4 separate regions of the Mus musculus genome follow, and all the other regions are linked to region 3. A link is a loop called in an ENCODE intact Hi-C map of the cell type or tissue named here. Cell type or tissue: heart. All regions are shown on one strand. Region 1 holds the start of Fan1 (FANCD2/FANCI-associated nuclease 1). Region 2 has its middle 3.1 kb from the start of Gm39023. Region 3 holds the start of Mtmr10 (myotubularin related protein 10). Region 4 overlaps Klf13 (Kruppel-like factor 13).

Region 1 (4,000 bases), 87 kb after region 3:
CCTGACAAGCTCTTGGTTGTTACTCCACGTAGTCATGTCAGACATGTCAACATCGGTAGGACCATTTGATTCTGCCTCCCCAGACACCAGCGTTTTGGCCGCAGCATCGAAAGTCATTTGTACTTCTTTGTGACTGCGCACCTCGAGCGGCTCAGCAAGCCCTACATCTGCCCTTCTGGCACTTTCTTGCTTTACAAGAGTGTCTCCCGGAGAGGATTTCGTGTTACTGACGAGAGTTGAATCTGAGGACAGTAATATGGAAGCATGCTCTGCAGATGCAGGGGTGAGGGCTGGCTCCCCGCAGGAAGCTTTCTGGCTTTCATCTCCCGTTATTTTATTGTTCTTTACCTTCTGTTCTGAAGCATTCTCTTCTTTTAGAGGTGCACATGAATAAATGTTTTCCTTTTGGGAACTGTTCAAAACCTCATCTTTGTCTTCCATCTCTGGACAGTTATCAGTCAGGCTGGTGCCAGGTGTGGACGGAGAAGTCTGTGGGCACTGACTGGCTAGTCCCTCATTCTTAGCGAGTGATTTTTTAGCGTTTAAGTATCGTCTGGACAATTTCGATGTCAGACTTCCCAAAGGCATAATTTCTACACTCTGATTTGGAAGCTCATTTTGATCTTTGGACACTAAGGCATCTTTAAAGTAGGGACTGGTCTGCTGTTGTATGCCCAGTTTTGAACCACATTGGACAGAAATTAAACTTCTCTTTGGTGGTGATAATTTCTGAGGTGTCACATTCTCTAAAGGACCACTGGGTAAATCTGATGTAGGCACAGTTGGACTCATTAATCCAGCCTGAGCAGGCTCTACTTGAACGTCATCACCAACACCGTTGTTAGCACAAGACTCATCAAGGTGCCGAATGAGGTCATACCTGGGCACCATTTTATGACAAGTTGAACATGCAAGTTTAGCAGGTGGTGCACTGTTAAAATACGAAGTAATCGAATGACACTGGCTTTTTGCAGTTTTGCTGGTAGATAAGCTTCTACGGGGTCTTTTTTGATCAGGTGATTTCCTTTGTGACGGCATGACTATTAGAGAAAGTGGGCGACCCAAGAAGAAAATCAGGTCATCTCAGGTAAGGACCGAAATGTTTTACTTTCATTCACTTGGCTTGAATTAGTAAAAACAACAACAAAAAAAAAGGGTCCCTGCTACCTCCTCATCAGTTAATACAGCGGCCACCCCAGGTGAAGGACCCTAAAGGGTTACTTTTACTCTCGCCGTGAACTAATACAAAGTGAAATAGCATTTGATGTCGTTATTCGTTCAACTTCTTCCTACAAAATAAAATACATGAGTTAAAAATATTTTTATACATTTACGGGGTCGGCCGACAACTGAAACGTAGAATGGCAACTTCTGGAACGAGAACCCTGAAGTGGATACAGATCGGAGCGGACCTGCAGCTCCGCGCATGCTCTGTGTCCCTCGCTTCGGAAGGACCAAGCTGCACTTACTTTCAGGGCCTTTCTAAGAACCGTTTGTCTTAAAAAGAGGACGCTGACTCGCTCAGACTCCCCTGAACTCACTGCAGCGGAACAGGCTGAGTCGCTCTCAAAGGGCCACAAGGCGGGCAGTCGCTCTGCGCAGCCCGGACCAGCCAGAGCAAGGCGCTACAGGCATCCCCAGCCGATCCCCGCGTCTTCGCTCCAAGGCTCAGCTAGTGGAGGACAGAGTGATCGAGCAGAAGGCGGACCAAAAGAGAAATGGAGTGTGTAGACTGAGGAAACTGTGACATGATTGTACTCTACTACCTCAAGAGCTTTACACTAAGGTAGCAGAACATTAACCGTTGTGGTGGTAATCCCTTTTTGTTTTGTTTTTTGAGTAAAGGTTTCTCTGTAGACCTACAGACTCACTCTGTAGACCAGGATCACCTCTAACTCAGAGATCATCCTGCCTGTGCCTCCAGAGTCCTGGGATTAAAGCCATGCCGTCATCTCACCCAGCATTCCTAACACAACTAAAAATTAATGAAACGCTATGATACGCTAATCATGATAAATATTTTATGATTAGTTTGACTTGACATGAAAGAAGGACCAGAGAAAGTTAGATGAACAGAGAGAAAATAAATAGAAAAACCAAATAAATCAGGTCAATAATGACAGGAAATGGTCATGATTAATATACTTTAAAGGTAAAACTAGTCCGATTAGACTTAAAATGTAGTTCCTAACTATGTGCACATACAAGAGCCTGGTATAGCAAATTGTTAAAATTTCCACAAAAATACAAACTATGTAATAGTTAAATCACTGCTAAAACTAACACCTTAAAGTGTGGGGAGATGAGATAATTACTCAAAAGTATTTATTCAGAGGAAAAAGATAAATCCTATTTTGAATAAAATTTAGGATGTTTTTGGGCGTGGTGATACACACCTTTAATGCCAGCACTTGGGAGGCAGGAGCAGGCGGATCTGAGATGGAGGGCAGCCTGGTCTACAAGGCTTCTTGTGGCTGCATAGTGTGACTCTGTCTCAGAAACAAACACCAACTTGGGGAGATTTTTAAATGTCCTATTAGTGGGGCCATAGTCAGAGAATGGCCCCCAAACTCATGTGTTAAAATATAATGGCTGGGACTGAAGAGATGGCTCAGCGGTTAAGAGCACTGACTGCTCTTCTGAAGGTCCTGAGTTCAAATCCCAGCAACCACATGGTGGCTCACAACCATCTGTTAGGAGATCTGACGCCCTCTTCTGGGGGTGTCTGCAGACAGCTACAGTGTACTTACATGTAACAGTAAATACATCTTTGGGCCGGAGCAAATGGGACTGAAGAAAGAAGAAAACGTAATGGACAAAGGGGAAAATGTTGGCGTATTTGTTGTATTACATCATTAGGTTCTCATATCTTTACCTCAGTTCCATCTCTTATTCCACCCTTCTCCCTTCCACCTCCCTAACGCTAGGTAGGAAAGAATATTAGAGGGGAAAGGAGGCATAGACTTCTATAGGCTACTTTCTGTTGCTGAGGGTCGTCCATCCTTCTTCATCAGAGTATCCAGCAGTCCAGCAAACCAGCAATTCAGCAATAGCAGATGCAACAGCAGCAGAGGCAGGAGCATGGGGAGCAGCAGCTACCACAGGCTCTCTCCGGGCTCTGGCATTTAGACCCTCTCCAGAGTCCCAGAAGTAAACTATCTGCAACTGGTAAAATCCCCCTAACCCCAACAGAAGACAGTAATATTTCACAGCTGTATATAATCTGAAGCAGCCCCGTATCCCACACCTGGGATTAAAACAAAAACATATTCATATAACCTAACTGGATTTTTAAAGAAACCAAAACTACAGGGGAAGGTGTAAGCCACACACATGAAGGTGCTGTTTTGTGAAAGAAGACACAGTAGTGGGAGAAGAAAATCAAGAAGTCAAAGCACTATGTACACAGACAGCTGGTTATGAGCAAAGCGGCAGGCTCTGGGTGCTTCTCATAGCAGGAAACACGGTGAGAAAGTGGAGAGCACCAGTGCAGGGAGAGGGTGTGGAAGCTCAGGCCTGTTTCACAACCACAAAAACCCACACGCTTTCTATTATTTGGTTTTTGTTCTTCTAGGGTCTAGTGTGATCCAAGCTGGTGTCTAACTCACTATGGAGCTAAGGAAAATCCTGAATTTCTTATCCTCCAGCCTCCATCTTCAGAGTGGCGACATTATGGGTATGCGCCACCTCTGGTCCCAGAAAGGCATTCCAATTAAGTTTGCCACAGCACCATGAAGTCTCAAACAGTTCCCATCAAGCAAATAAGGGTTATTTTTTGTCAACTTGAGGGGAAAAAAAGACCTCAGTTAAGAAAATGCCTCTAAAGACTCCTGTAGGGAAGTCTGTGAGACATTTCCTGGACCAATGACCGACAAAGGCAAAGCCTGGCCCACTATGGGCGGTACAACCCCTTAGGAAATAGTGCTGTGTTGTATGTGAAAGATGGGAAAGCCAGAGAGAACAAGCCCGTAAACTGTTTCTCCATGGTCTTTGATTCAGT
Region 2 (4,000 bases), 430 kb before region 3:
GAAAACAGACTCCCAAAAGTCGTCCTCTGACCTTTATCTGTGTTCTGTGGCATGCACACGTCCCACCCTTCAAAAAGTTAATAAATAAAAAAAAATTTCAAAAACTTATTTGTTTCTTTTCAATTTTTGTTTTATGTGTATGAGTTGTTTGCCTGCATGTATATGCACATTCAGACATGCACGCATACATACATGTATATATACATAGGTATGCCTATGGACCACACGTGTGCTTAGTACCCCCAAAAGCAATAAGCAGAAGACCAGGTGTTCTTAACCCCTGAGCTATCTCTCCAAAGGAAGATGTTCCATCATTTGCCTGTGAAATGCATGATGTCTTTGTTTTTTAATAGCTGAATAGTATTGCATTATGTAGATGTACCACATTTTCTCTACCATTCTTCCATTGAGGGGCATCTAGGTTGTTTCTAGTTGCTGGCTATTTTAAGTAAAGCTGCTATAGAGCAAGTTTCTTTGTGAGATGTTGGAGCATCTTCTGGGTATATGCCCAGGAGTGGTATAGCTGGGTCTTGAGGTATTCCTAATTTTCTGAGAAAACACCAAATTGATGTCCAAAGTGGTTGTACAAGTTACTGGCTCAACTCCAGACCCATTCCATGGGCAAGCACCAATCCCTGACACTACTAATGATACTCTGTTATGCTCAAAGACAGGAATCTAGCATGGCTGTTCTCTGAGAGGTTCCACTCAGCAGCTGACTCAGACAGATGCTCCACACACAGCTAAACAGTGGCTGGAGCTTGAGAACTATTATGGGAGAGTAGGGGGAAGGATTGAGTGTCCCGAAGGGGACAGGAACTCTTCAGGAAGAGTGCAACAGAGTCCAACAGCTCTGGACCCTTGGAGCTCTCATAGATTGAACCACCAACCAAAGAGCATAGAGGAGCTGGACCTAGACCTCCCTGTACATATGTACCAGATGTGCAGCTTGCTTGGTCTTCATGAGGGACACGAACAACAGGAGCGGGGGGTGGGGGGGATATGCCAAAAACCGTTGCCTGTCTGTGGAATATGTTCTTCTACACAGGCTGCCTTGTCTGGCCTCAGTGGGAGAGGATGATGCTCAGTGGGAGAGGATGAACCTAGCACTGCAGAGACTTTGGGGTGGGGGGACTCCTATCAGAGAAGGGGAGGGATAGAGGAAAAGACTGTAGGAGGGAGGAACCAGGAGAGGTGGCAGTGAGTGGGATATAAAGTGAAAAAATAAAATAAAATAAAATAAAATAAAATAAAAAGAGGAACACACCTACCTCTAGGCAGACCACATTTCCCAGAGCCCGAAGAACCCTTGGAGTCTTCTAGAAATCCCCGTCCCCACATGGGTCTGAACATTCTGCTGAGAGGTGGACCAGGGCCCTGCCTCTGGAATTAGGCAGCTGCCATCCTCGGGTAGGCAATCCTGACACCAGCTGCCTGTGGGTGAAACTGCTTCTGCCTGGAGCTGCTGGGACATTCCCATTGACTGCAGCTCCTAGGTGTGAGGAGGCTCAACCTTACCATGTGGAAGGCTAGGGCTACCCAGAGCAAGGGCATCCATTAGCATGGTGAGCCCTCCATCTCTGAGCCTCTGTGCCTGGCTCCGCCTTCTTGCAGGTAGTTCCTGCAGAGCCGCCACGGGATCCCTGCTTCAAGGCAAGCAGGCCCAATTTTTAAATTTTTTTGTTGTGTGGAAAGATTTTTTGATCTGGATGCATCAACTGGCTAGAAGGTTTGTGCTCCTCACCAACATGACTGTGCCACCCAGCAGGGGGCAGCAGACAGACCCAGTGGACAATAGTGAAAAGAGCAAAACTCTGCAGGTCAGAAGAGGTGGGGTTTAATTGCCCTTGGGAGCTGGCACAGTATCTCCTTTGGACAAGTCACCTAATGGTGTCACTTAAATGATGGCCATGTCACACTGCCCTGTAGGTGCTAGGCAGGGAGTCTGGGTCGGCCATTCATCCCCCCCCTCTGCTATAGCAGAAGAAGATGCGATGCATCTTTAGCACCATTCACCATGGTTCTATCGGACTAGAAAGTTCACGGTGAGCATCCCGAATCAGAAGACCCCAAATCCACAATGGGCTAAAATCAAAGCTAGTCACGACGGTACACATTTGTATGATTCCTTACTGCAGAACTAGATGAGATAGGAAGATCGTGTCAGGCCATCTTGTCTAAAACAGAGGGGAATGCTGGGAGATGTCTCTGTGGGTAGAATGTTCCCATTCATACAAGAGGACCCCAGACCGCATCTGCAATCCTCAAGCCCCGCCCCCCAGAGAGATGACAGGCAGACTCTCAAGCAGTCCCTGGGCAGACTAGCCTGGTATGCTGTATGGAGAGCGAACAACAGAGATCCTGCTTCAAACAAGGTAGAAGGCAATGTCTCCTGTCTTACATACACACGTGAACACACATGTGCATGCACTTCTCAGCCATCCCCAGGTAAAATGCAGGCCTGAAAGTGAAGGTGGGCCTTTTTCCCATCCCCCACCCCCAGCCTGGATGCCTGCACTCCCTGGATTCCTGAAGTCCTTGGAAGTAGCAAAGCCCAAAGGCTGAGCCTCATGAAGGCTCAAGCAGAGAGGAGGAGGAGGGGTTGGAAGGAGAGAGTAGGACCCATGTCTGGCAGGCTCTAAAATTAAGGGTTCTGGGTTCCCTCTTGGTCCTGAACCTCTTGATGTCTGCTTCTGTGATTCCCCCAGCATCAAGGATGCTATCCTGGAGATCTGATTCACCCCCACCTTAGGCAGCTCACTGTAGATCCCCTGAATGAAGGACATAGTCTCAGTTCAAAGGAGACTACAGAGGCTTGACTGCATAGAGTCGAAGGGCCTGTGAGAGCATAAGGCAGGGAGATGTGAAGCCCAGTGTGACAGGCTCTCAGCCCCTCCTCGTGGTCCCTGTGGACACAAAGCCCCTGAGTTACAGAACCTGCCTCCCAGTGGCTAGTGCTCCTGTGCCCCTCCAAGGACAGCATTCTGGTGCTTCTACCCACCCAGTGTGAGCCAGCTCTGACTCAGGGCACACCCAGCGCTGGAAGGCAGCACAGGTTCCAGCGCCCCCGGACCTCCTCTAGGAATGAAAGAAACAGGCCTGGGCCTGGAGCAGTGGGTGTCAAGGTATCACCGGGCCCCTGCGTGGGCCTGATGGCTGTGGGAATCTGAGGGGATTATGCGGTGGTTTGGCAATGTTGAAAGGCAGACTCCACGCCCACTAAATCCTTTGGAGCAGAGGAGCCCTTGTTTTCAGGTGAGTTCAGTTCCGAAGGGGGTGGACACACACACACACAGCCTAGCTGGGGCTTCTTATAGTTGCATCTGTTCCTGATCGCCTGAGGTGACTAGTGGCACTCTCTAAAGAAAAACAGGGTGAGGACCTCCATAGCCAGGGTTGACTACCCAGGCAAGGATGAGCTGTTGGTGCCATCTTCAATGAAAAGCCACCTGGTGACATCACCAGTCCTTGGAGTAGATCAAAGGGAACCATATGGATGGCACCCAGCTGCCAGGGCTGCCAGCTCTTCCAGCCCAGGAATGCCTGGGGCTGCCTGGATAGGAAAACTGGAAATGGTACCTGCCTGCCCACCGCCTCTTATTTGTAAGCCACAGGCAGCCTTAGCCTCCTACTTAGACTCTCCAGGGCCAATGGTCCTGTTCTAACACCAACACACACTCTTCGCAGGCTGTGGTTGTGGTGCTGCGGCTCAAAAACCAAGGTGTTTAGAGAGATCTAGAAGCGACAAAGGCCCCAAAGCCCTGGAACAAGGTACTGTAAATGAGCATGGATGAACACTGAGGGACAGACCCACAGACAGAGCATCTCCCAGATACCCACCACTCCTTTCACAGTACCAAAAGGTCAACAGCTGGCTAGGTTTGGCTGCCTCTTCCACCATGCCTTCAAACAGCAGACAGTTCATATGGTCTATTACATCTCCTGCACAGCCCCGTCCCTTGGCTTAGTGGGTTCCCCTGATGTGATGGCGGGCCCCTGA
Region 3 (4,000 bases):
CCCAAGTGCCTAAGTGGACTAGTACAACTAGATATGCAGAATATGGTATTTTAAAATTATCCAGAAAGATAACAAATCTGGAGTTCCCCCATTTTTCAGTTTTTTTTGCTGACATGCATAAAAGATGCAGATTCTAAGAAAATATGGACAACACCCCCTCCCCCCAAAAGAGCACAAGTGTTTGAAGACTTTTAGGGAATACATCCATTTAAGGTAGAAAAGTAACAGAATCGTCATAAAAGTTAAATATGTACCAGTGTTTTTTCATGAGTAGTTCAACTGAATTTACATGTCAAAATACAGTCAAGTGTTATAAACAGATAAGCTAGAAAGATTCAGGGCTCTGACTCCAGGACAAGCTGAAGAACACACAGTATTAGTGATGTCAGTGCACTTGTCTGCATGATGACTGTGATTTCTGGGGCTCACGTCAGTTTCCCTCTGACATTCATGATAAAATGTTGAGTTTGGACCACTATTTTTCAAAGTATAGGGGCATGGAATACCACTGGCCCCCTCCCACCAAAGTCTACTTCAGTTCAGAGGCACAACAAATCTAGACATACCCTATGCTGTGCTGAAGTTGGACAGCCCTTTGCAGCTAAGTGGCAGATTCTCATTTCCACAACCTACTGTATGAATGAAGGGAAAAGGGAAAGAAAAGAAAGGACATGACTACTCTTTGGTATGGTGGAGGAGAAAGTTTTTTGTAGATAAAAGGGAGATCATAGCCAGAGGCAGAGAAATCTGGGAGAGTTCAGAGTAGACTTGACCATGAGCCATGTGAGGAGAGCAGGGCAGGAAGGGGGAGAGGAGAGAGAGGAAGAAGGTGTAGCAGCCAAGAGGGCAAAAGGTGAAAGAGATCAGTCATTAAATAACCAAAATGACTGGATTTTATAGAGAAGAGCCTCTGGGGAAGGGCAGCCCAGTCCCTGGGTTGGAGAGTCCCTGGGTAGAGGGTTGGGTATGCTAACCATAACAGGTCCCATAAAAGCTAGGGACTAAGGGATGCTGAGAGAACCTGGAAGCCAGGTATGCTATATGTTAAACAGGCACCTGACCTATTAGTCCCAGGGTTTGAAATTTAACAGTGTTTGGTTCCCACCAGCGATGGGGTCTTCTCTCCCTGGAATTCTGTTAACTTACCTGTTGAATAGCATCTTTATAAATGAGGATGGAAAGGGGCGTGGGGAGACAACTTGCTTAATATCCCTTTTCACTTAAAGTTTAACGAGAAGAATAAAATCAGAAAACTAAACTGGGGGTTCTGGTTTGCCAGCCAGTATCATCTGTCCCAGGCACTCAGCACAAGCCAAGCCTCAGAACCTCAAGGAAACCAGTGGTTAAATCAATTGGTAGCAAGAGGTGAAAGAAAAGTCTTCCCTCCTTTAATATAGCAGCCATCGCAGATGCCGGAGGACTCGGGTCCTGGAACAGCAGCTACCGTGCACACTGACCACCACAGGCCATTGCAGCTTCGCGAAGCCGGCATGACCCTCGTGAGTCGCAGTAGGCCTGTGAAATCCTCCGTGACCCCTGCGGGCCTCCGTAGAAGCGCGCTCTCAAGATGGCCTCTCGGGTCCCCGTGGCGCCCCACTCCAGCGTCGCGCTCCGTGACAGTACCGCCTAGAGACTGAAAGCTTTGACTGCAGCTCCGCGCGAGTCGCTTCCGGGGATGGGCGTGGCTCCACCAGGCTCCGCCTATTTCGGGCGGGCGCTCGGCCTGGTCCGTCCCCGCCCGTCAGTCCGCCCGGCGGGGCGGGCCGCAGACCCGGCCTGGGCAGCTGCACCGGGAACGCTGAACCGGGAGACTTCTGACCGGCCATAGGGCCGGGGCGCACAGGCGGCGGCACCATGTTCTCTCTCAAGCCGCCCAGACCCAGCTTCAGGTCCTACCTCCTGCCGCCGGCCCAGGTAAGCGCTCGCGACCCGGCGGGGGGCTCGGGACCCAGACGAGTCGCCGGCAAGCGCGCCTCCCGGGAGCCACGGGCGCAGTAGAAACTTGTAGCGCTCCGCGGCGGCGGCCATTCTCTGGCCGAAGTCCTGCGGTCCCTAGTCCTGCCGTGTGACGAGATCGTAGAACCGTCCGGAGCTGCATTTCTTTCCTTCCTTCGGGGCTGGGCACCGACCCTGCGGTGACTGCCAGATGGTTGCAGCGCTGTGGACACCTCGCAGAGCTTACCTGTCTCATAGCTGTGAATTCTTGAAAGCGGCTTGGGCTGTTGTAAATATGTTTATTGTGAGGCTCTCAAGTCGACGAGAAGATCTTAAAACGATCTCTATTTGGACCTGAAAGAGTTTTTAGTAGGGGATATATGTCTGTTGCATGTGTCATCACTTAGAAAATCTGCCTTAGTATCTTGTGACAGGGCGGTGTTTGGATTTTGCTTTATTTTGTTCCTGTATTTCAGACTGACGATAAGATCAGTTCCGAACCGAAGATTAAAAAGCTGGAGCCGGTCCTTTTGCCAGGTAAATTTCAGAATTTGAATGTGCCTTGGACTGAGATTGTACGGAATGGTATTGTGTAGTTCTCTTTCCCTTTCCATTATTTTTAACTTTCTCCAGAGAGTTGGCTAGACATAATTGATGTTTGTCTCGGAAAGTTTAAAGTACAATAGAAGACTTTCAAGAGAATAACTACCTCATTTCTTTTCTGTCTCCTGAAAGGGTAGTTTTGAAAGATGAATCTAATTGCTTGGGTAGTGAAAGTTCTTATGCTTTCCATATGTGTTACCACCTAATGAAATCATGATTAATAATCCAATCATTTTAATGTGTTTTGATAGTATGAAAAGCATGTCTGTGTTCTAAGATAATGACAAAGCTTAGCAGACATTGACTGACTCTGTAATTGGCTTTTGAAGTTGTCAGCTGTCTGCAAGTTTGCTTCTTTCAGTTTAGAACTTTGTTTCCCAGTAGAGACACTATTGACCTTTCAGGCTGGGCAATTCTTGTGAGAAGCTGTCCTGAGCTGACAGCCATCCCTACCTCTTTGGCCTCTTATCAGTTCCATGATAGTGGTGCCCCCATCTTCTGCTAACTGCTAACATCCTCAGTACAACCAGAATGTCTCCAGGCATCCCCGTGTGTGTGTGTGTGTGTGTGTGTGTGTGTGTGTGTGTGCTCGAGCCTCTTGGAAATCATTTGTTAAGAACAAATTTATCTTAGATGGAGACCTTACAAATAGAAGTAGGGATTCATAGAAAACAGTTTTACAATGTAGAAAAACTATTATTTGATTACTATTTTTGAATTGTGTAGCAATTACACAATAATTAAAGAAAAATCGGTGTTTTAATAAGATTATTGGGGCAAATAACCAGACATTTAGGAAGGCCTATCTATCTTAAGCTTAAATTATGATCAAATACCAGTTTTGTATGTCAGAAAAAAAAAGTCTCAAATTCATCCCTTTAATAAGAGAGTTACGACTTCACAAGTGTGGGAACTTGAAGTGTAGTAGAGATGAACAGTTAAAGCGTCAGCCTTTGGTTCCGTATGGCAGATGCCAACTCTTAAAAGTTCTTGTAGACTACTAGAGTTATATTTTTTCTGGCTTTTGTTAGTGTCTTCTCCTCAGTGTTTACTGATGAACCCTTTCTGCTGGTCCTGAGAGTGAGCTGAAGCAGTACTGAGCAACCCTTGCCCCCGTGCATGCTCCGTGTTGGTATTCGCCACCGTAGGCACAGCAGAGACAGCCAGGGGAGCAGTATGCGTGTTGACCAAGTGTCTGGAAGCTGTTGAACTTTGCCTTCGCTTTGAACTGGTTTTTAGACAGCCAGGTCTCCCCTCAGCAATTCTGTGCTCTGACACTAAAAAACAATGTAGTCCTAACTATAAATACTCAAGTTTTGTTTTTTTTTTAATTAGCTTTTAAACTTAAGCTATGCTTAGGAAAAATGTGATTATGAATATGGTTGAAGAATTTTCTTAATGAAGAATTAGTCTTTGAAATTACTACTAATACTACTACTATTACTACTACTACTACCATTTC
Region 4 (4,000 bases), 350 kb before region 3:
AATCCCATGAAGAATCAAATTCCTGCTTAGTGGGGAAGGAGAAATTTGCAGGCTAACCCTCAGAAATGAATGCAGGAAACTGCCACAGGTTTCTACTACAGGTTTCTTCATTCTACTTCCCAGCCCCTGTCCCTGTCCCAAACAAGAGCAGGCGCCCACAAACCTCACTCCTGGCTGCCGGGAGAGACTATGCCTCACTGTGCTTACCTTCCTCAGGGTGCCCTGAGAGCCACAATGCAGCCTGACCCAGGCAGCAGTCAAGGAAATATTTCGGTTCTAGGTGCTAGAAGGATAGCAGAGCAAAACAGCTTTGAAGACAATTCTTTATGGAAATAAGGAGAGAGGAGGAATCTATTCAGGGTATCTGAAAACTGAGTGACCCACCACCATTCCACCGCAGGCCTACCGGCCATGCAGGAATATCCAGATTGGGGTGGGGTAGGGGAGTTTGCTGCTCAAAGAAGTAGACCTTCTGAAAATTTTCATATTCCCACCTTGAACCCCCCAGCCTCCAAAGCAACGTGCTCCTCCAAAAGTAAGGTCACCAAACTCCCCAAATATGGGCTGAGAGGTTCCAATTAAGTAAACAAGTGGCCTGGGTTGTTGCGTTTCTTTGTTCTATTCATTTGCTCTAACACTGACTACAGAAATGTAGGCAATGGTCCAAGAGACTACTAGGGAGGGAGGGGTCATCACCTTGTAGCTAAGCAGGAGGGGCAGCTCTTTGCAAAGGACATCCATACCAGAGGAAACCCTTTGCTAGGGACCCTTGGTCTTCCGAAAGGCACTAAACATCCCAGCTTTCCAAGTGGCCAGGCACAAGCCACCAAACCACAGCGAGGCTTGGGAAAATTGCCGGCTACCTTTAGCTAAAGCGGTGAAAATTATCACTCCTGCCACTATTATTCTCGAGGGGGGTATTCGGGTGGAGCAGATGTGGCAAGGCATCAGTCAGCCAGTACCCTACTAAGTAAGATCCACAAACCAAACCGCCCCAGAGCCAGAGCCTACTCGGAAGTCCTGAGAAGATTAAGTCACTCCCTGGGACCATCTTGCTGAATCCTTTCTGTGCCCAAGAAACACCCTGTCTCTTAAGAACATGAGTTACTTAAGCGCTTCAAGGTCTAGCAATGGCTTCCCAGGGCTTCCCGGATTAGAGGCAGAACCAGACTCCACCCAGGAGCAGGCATCTGAAATGGGCAACTCTCATCATCAGACTCACCTGGGTACCAAATAAGATGCAGCCTAGACATCTACAGGCCTCCCTAACCCCGCTCTCAAGAGGGCCTGGAACCTTACAACCCCAGAGGTGCAGCCTCCCTCCCTCGGCACATATGGAGAGCGGCTCCGATTACCTACTCTTAAAACAAACCGAATAGCACACTATTGGCACTAAAAAGAAGGCCGACTCTATTCTTTCTACCTGCTCTGAGTTTCCTGGCGCTCCGAAGAGAATGGCTCCCTTTCCATTACGGAAGATGCGGTCCCCAGCGCCCCCAAACGTTTTCTAAACGCCAACTGAGACTGAAAGGAGGAGCGAGCCAAAAAGGAAAAACATCTTGGACCCAACCCGCCCACGACATCCAGCCCCTCCCCTCAGGCAAGCCCTCTGCATTTCACCAGATCGGCTACCGGGTGCTGCAAGTGGGAAACCACGGTGAAATATTCTGCACCAAGATTTCTCAATTCGATAGTTCGCCGAACACCCCCGCCCCAACTCAGCACTCTTGGTCCATCAAGTTCTGAACCAAGCTCTCTGCTCCTCCCCCATGGCCACACCCACCCCAGCAGCGGCTTTCCCGAGCAGAACTGGGAACCCTACACAAACCCCACCCACCTTCTGGGCTCACAGACCATTAATTTCGACTCCGAATGCCGGGAGATGACAGTCTTCACTCAATCCCATCACCTGCCACGTGGTTTGAGGGACCACAGATAAGGGCTGAGGACCCCCCCCCCAACCCCCGGCCTCTATAGAGAAAGTTCTGACACCTCCCTGGCCTAGAGCTCCGGCTCGTTCCATTATGAACACACGGGCCTTGAGCTCTAGTCTCCACGACTTGCATGTCTAGAGCTTCTCGGTCGGTCACTTAACTGTTAGCAACAACAACAACGAAAAGAACAGACCCCGGTAACAAAGTAACGGAATTAAGTATTTTTTGCAGTGAACTTGAGAGTTAACTGTTACGAAAGAGTTTCTGTGAGCTCAAAAAAGGAAAAAACAACAACAAAAAAACCCCAACCAACCCTAAATGTTTGTGTTAACACCAAAAATGGAGGGGGGAAGTCGGACTTCGACATCAACTACCAAGAGTCGAGCTGCGAAGCGGTCCCCGGAAACCAGAGAGGCGAGTGACCTCACGCCATCCCAGGTTTCAGGCTCAGGCCGGCCGCCCTGGTACAGGTGCCACCTGCCTGCACACAGCCCAAGAGCAAGTGAGAGTTGGATCAGAAAGGTCAGTGAACGGAGCGCGCCTTCCTAGAGCAAGCGCAGCCCCCTGCGGCCGGGCGCGCCCCCGCCGGCCGGATGGGCTGGGGCTCCCACAAAGAGCCGTGGGGTAGGGAGCGAGGACTGGGACCGCCCCCCGCGTCGGCCAGCGCCGCCGCTGGGTCGGGTTGCGACAAATTAAACCTTAGAGCCCTGGAAAAATTACAGGAAGAAGAGAACGAAGAATGTGCCGAGTGGCTGAAGGGAGCCCTGTCCCCGCGTGAACTTCGCCCGCCCCAGCCGGCCCCTCCCTCGCCAGAGCCCGCCCGGAGGCCTGGGAAGAGGGGTGGCGAGACTCCAGCTCCCCGAGCACCTACGCCCCAAAAGGGAGCGCCGCCTGCCCCCCCCCCCAACCACCTCTAGCGCACCTGCCCGCGCCGCCCGCAGCCCGGATGACGACATCTACCCCCGCGGCCCCGCCCCAAGAGCCTGGGAGGGGGCGTGCCCGATGGGGGCGCGGTCGCCGAGAGGGCGCCGGCTCCAAGCGCCACGGCCAGCGTCACGCGAGGCCAGAGCGCCAGGACAGGGGCGCGGCTGCGATCGCCCTCAGCTCATGGCTCCCCGCCCTCGGCCCCGGCCCCCTCTAGCGCTGGGCCCGAAGCTCTGGGGGCGTGGCCGGTCCCAAGCAGTCCCTAGTCCGCGCGTTCGCGGCGTCCCCGCCGCCCCACTGACCTGTGTGAGTTCTCAGGTGCGCCTTGAGGTGCGAAGATTTCCCGTAAACTTTCTCGCAGCCCGCGTAGTGGCACTTGTGCTTCCTCTGCGGGGACTCGAGGTCCGCGCGGCTCCGGCCTCGCCGACCCCTTTGTCTGAGGCCAGGCTCGCCGCTCCCCGCGGGGCCGGGCTCCTGCTCCAATGCCGCCTCCGGCTCGCTCCACGCGGGGCTGGGGGGCGCGGCCGGCGCGCCTGCTTGTCCCGGGGAGGCGGGCTCTGGGCCGGGTGGCGGCGCAGGGGGCGCAGGCGGCAGGCGGCAGGGGGTCCTCGCCTTGCGCGCAGCGGCCCCTTCTCTGCGTTCCGCGGGGGCGGGCGCCGGCGCCTGCTGGTTGAGGTCCGCTAGGATCCGAGCCACCACGAAAAGCGAGGCGCTGTCCTTGCCGTCGCGGCGCTCGTCAACGCGGGGCAGTGTGGGGGCGGCGGCGGCCGCGCCCTCGGGCCGGGGTTCAGGTCCTTCCCGCGGCTCGTGCACGACTGCGCGGCTGGACATGGACACGAGGCACTCGGCGGCAAAGTGGTCCACATAGGCGGCGGCTGCCATGCTGCGGGCTAGGGCGCGCGGTGCTCTCGCAGGAGTCGTCAGCGGCGCATCCGCACCCACGGCCTCCGGGAGCGGCGGGGGGCGGGGGCGCGGCGCGCCCTCTTCTCCGGCTGGGCTGGGCTGGGCTAGGCTGGGCGCGTAGCCGCTTCTGCCGTCACCCGCGCGGCTCCGCGTCCGCCTGGCCGGGCACTGGAGGGTGAGCGCATGGGGGGCTCCAGTAAGGAGGGTCCGCGTGCGGCGTCAGAGTCGGCCTGTCTTAG

What was found. A loop is a pair of places that touch in the nucleus more often than their neighbours do. Peaks named below come from ENCODE experiments on the same cell type or tissue, not always from the same donor. Only the 100,000 strongest peaks of a DNase experiment are listed, where the experiment ranks them.
Region 1: it touches region 3 in a loop (2.8-fold over the local background); 4 of 42 quality-filtered maps call a loop at or near these places.
Region 2: it touches region 3 in a loop (2.0-fold over the local background); 4 of 42 quality-filtered maps call a loop at or near these places.
Region 4: it touches region 3 in a loop (4-fold over the local background); 7 of 42 quality-filtered maps call a loop at or near these places.

What each region holds. Positions count from the first base shown.
Region 1 is chr7:64,372,466-64,376,465 of GRCm38, forward strand. It overlaps Fan1 (FANCD2/FANCI-associated nuclease 1), which reads right to left and starts at 1,591. Exons shown (of 14, transcript NM_177893.4): 1 at 1,470-1,591; 2 at 1-1,289. The coding sequence starts at 1,038. In heart, a CTCF peak has its summit at 1,591; a DNase peak (open chromatin) is centred at 1,576; H3K4me3 peaks cover 1,497 bases; H3K27ac peaks cover 1,000 bases.
Region 2 is chr7:63,853,722-63,857,721 of GRCm38, forward strand. No RefSeq gene overlaps it. Among named protein-coding and RNA genes, the nearest start is that of Gm39023, 3.1 kb to the left of the region's middle. In heart, a CTCF peak has its summit at 1,769 (motif pointing right); a DNase peak (open chromatin) is centred at 1,760.
Region 3 is chr7:64,285,928-64,289,927 of GRCm38, forward strand. Mtmr10 (myotubularin related protein 10) reads left to right here and starts at 1,743. Exons shown (of 16, transcript NM_172742.2): 1 at 1,743-1,914; 2 at 2,412-2,472. The coding sequence starts at 1,855. In heart, a CTCF peak has its summit at 1,625; a DNase peak (open chromatin) is centred at 1,684; H3K4me3 peaks cover 2,230 bases; H3K27ac peaks cover 1,263 bases.
Region 4 is chr7:63,934,807-63,938,806 of GRCm38, forward strand. Klf13 (Kruppel-like factor 13) reads right to left here. Exons shown (of 2, transcript NM_021366.3): 1 at 3,161-4,000. The coding sequence starts at 3,740. Among named protein-coding and RNA genes, the nearest start is that of Klf13, 2.1 kb to the right of the region's middle. In heart, CTCF peaks have their summits at 1,505 and 2,491; DNase peaks (open chromatin) are centred at 1,685, 2,585 and 2,965; H3K4me3 peaks cover 3,382 bases; H3K27ac peaks cover 2,855 bases.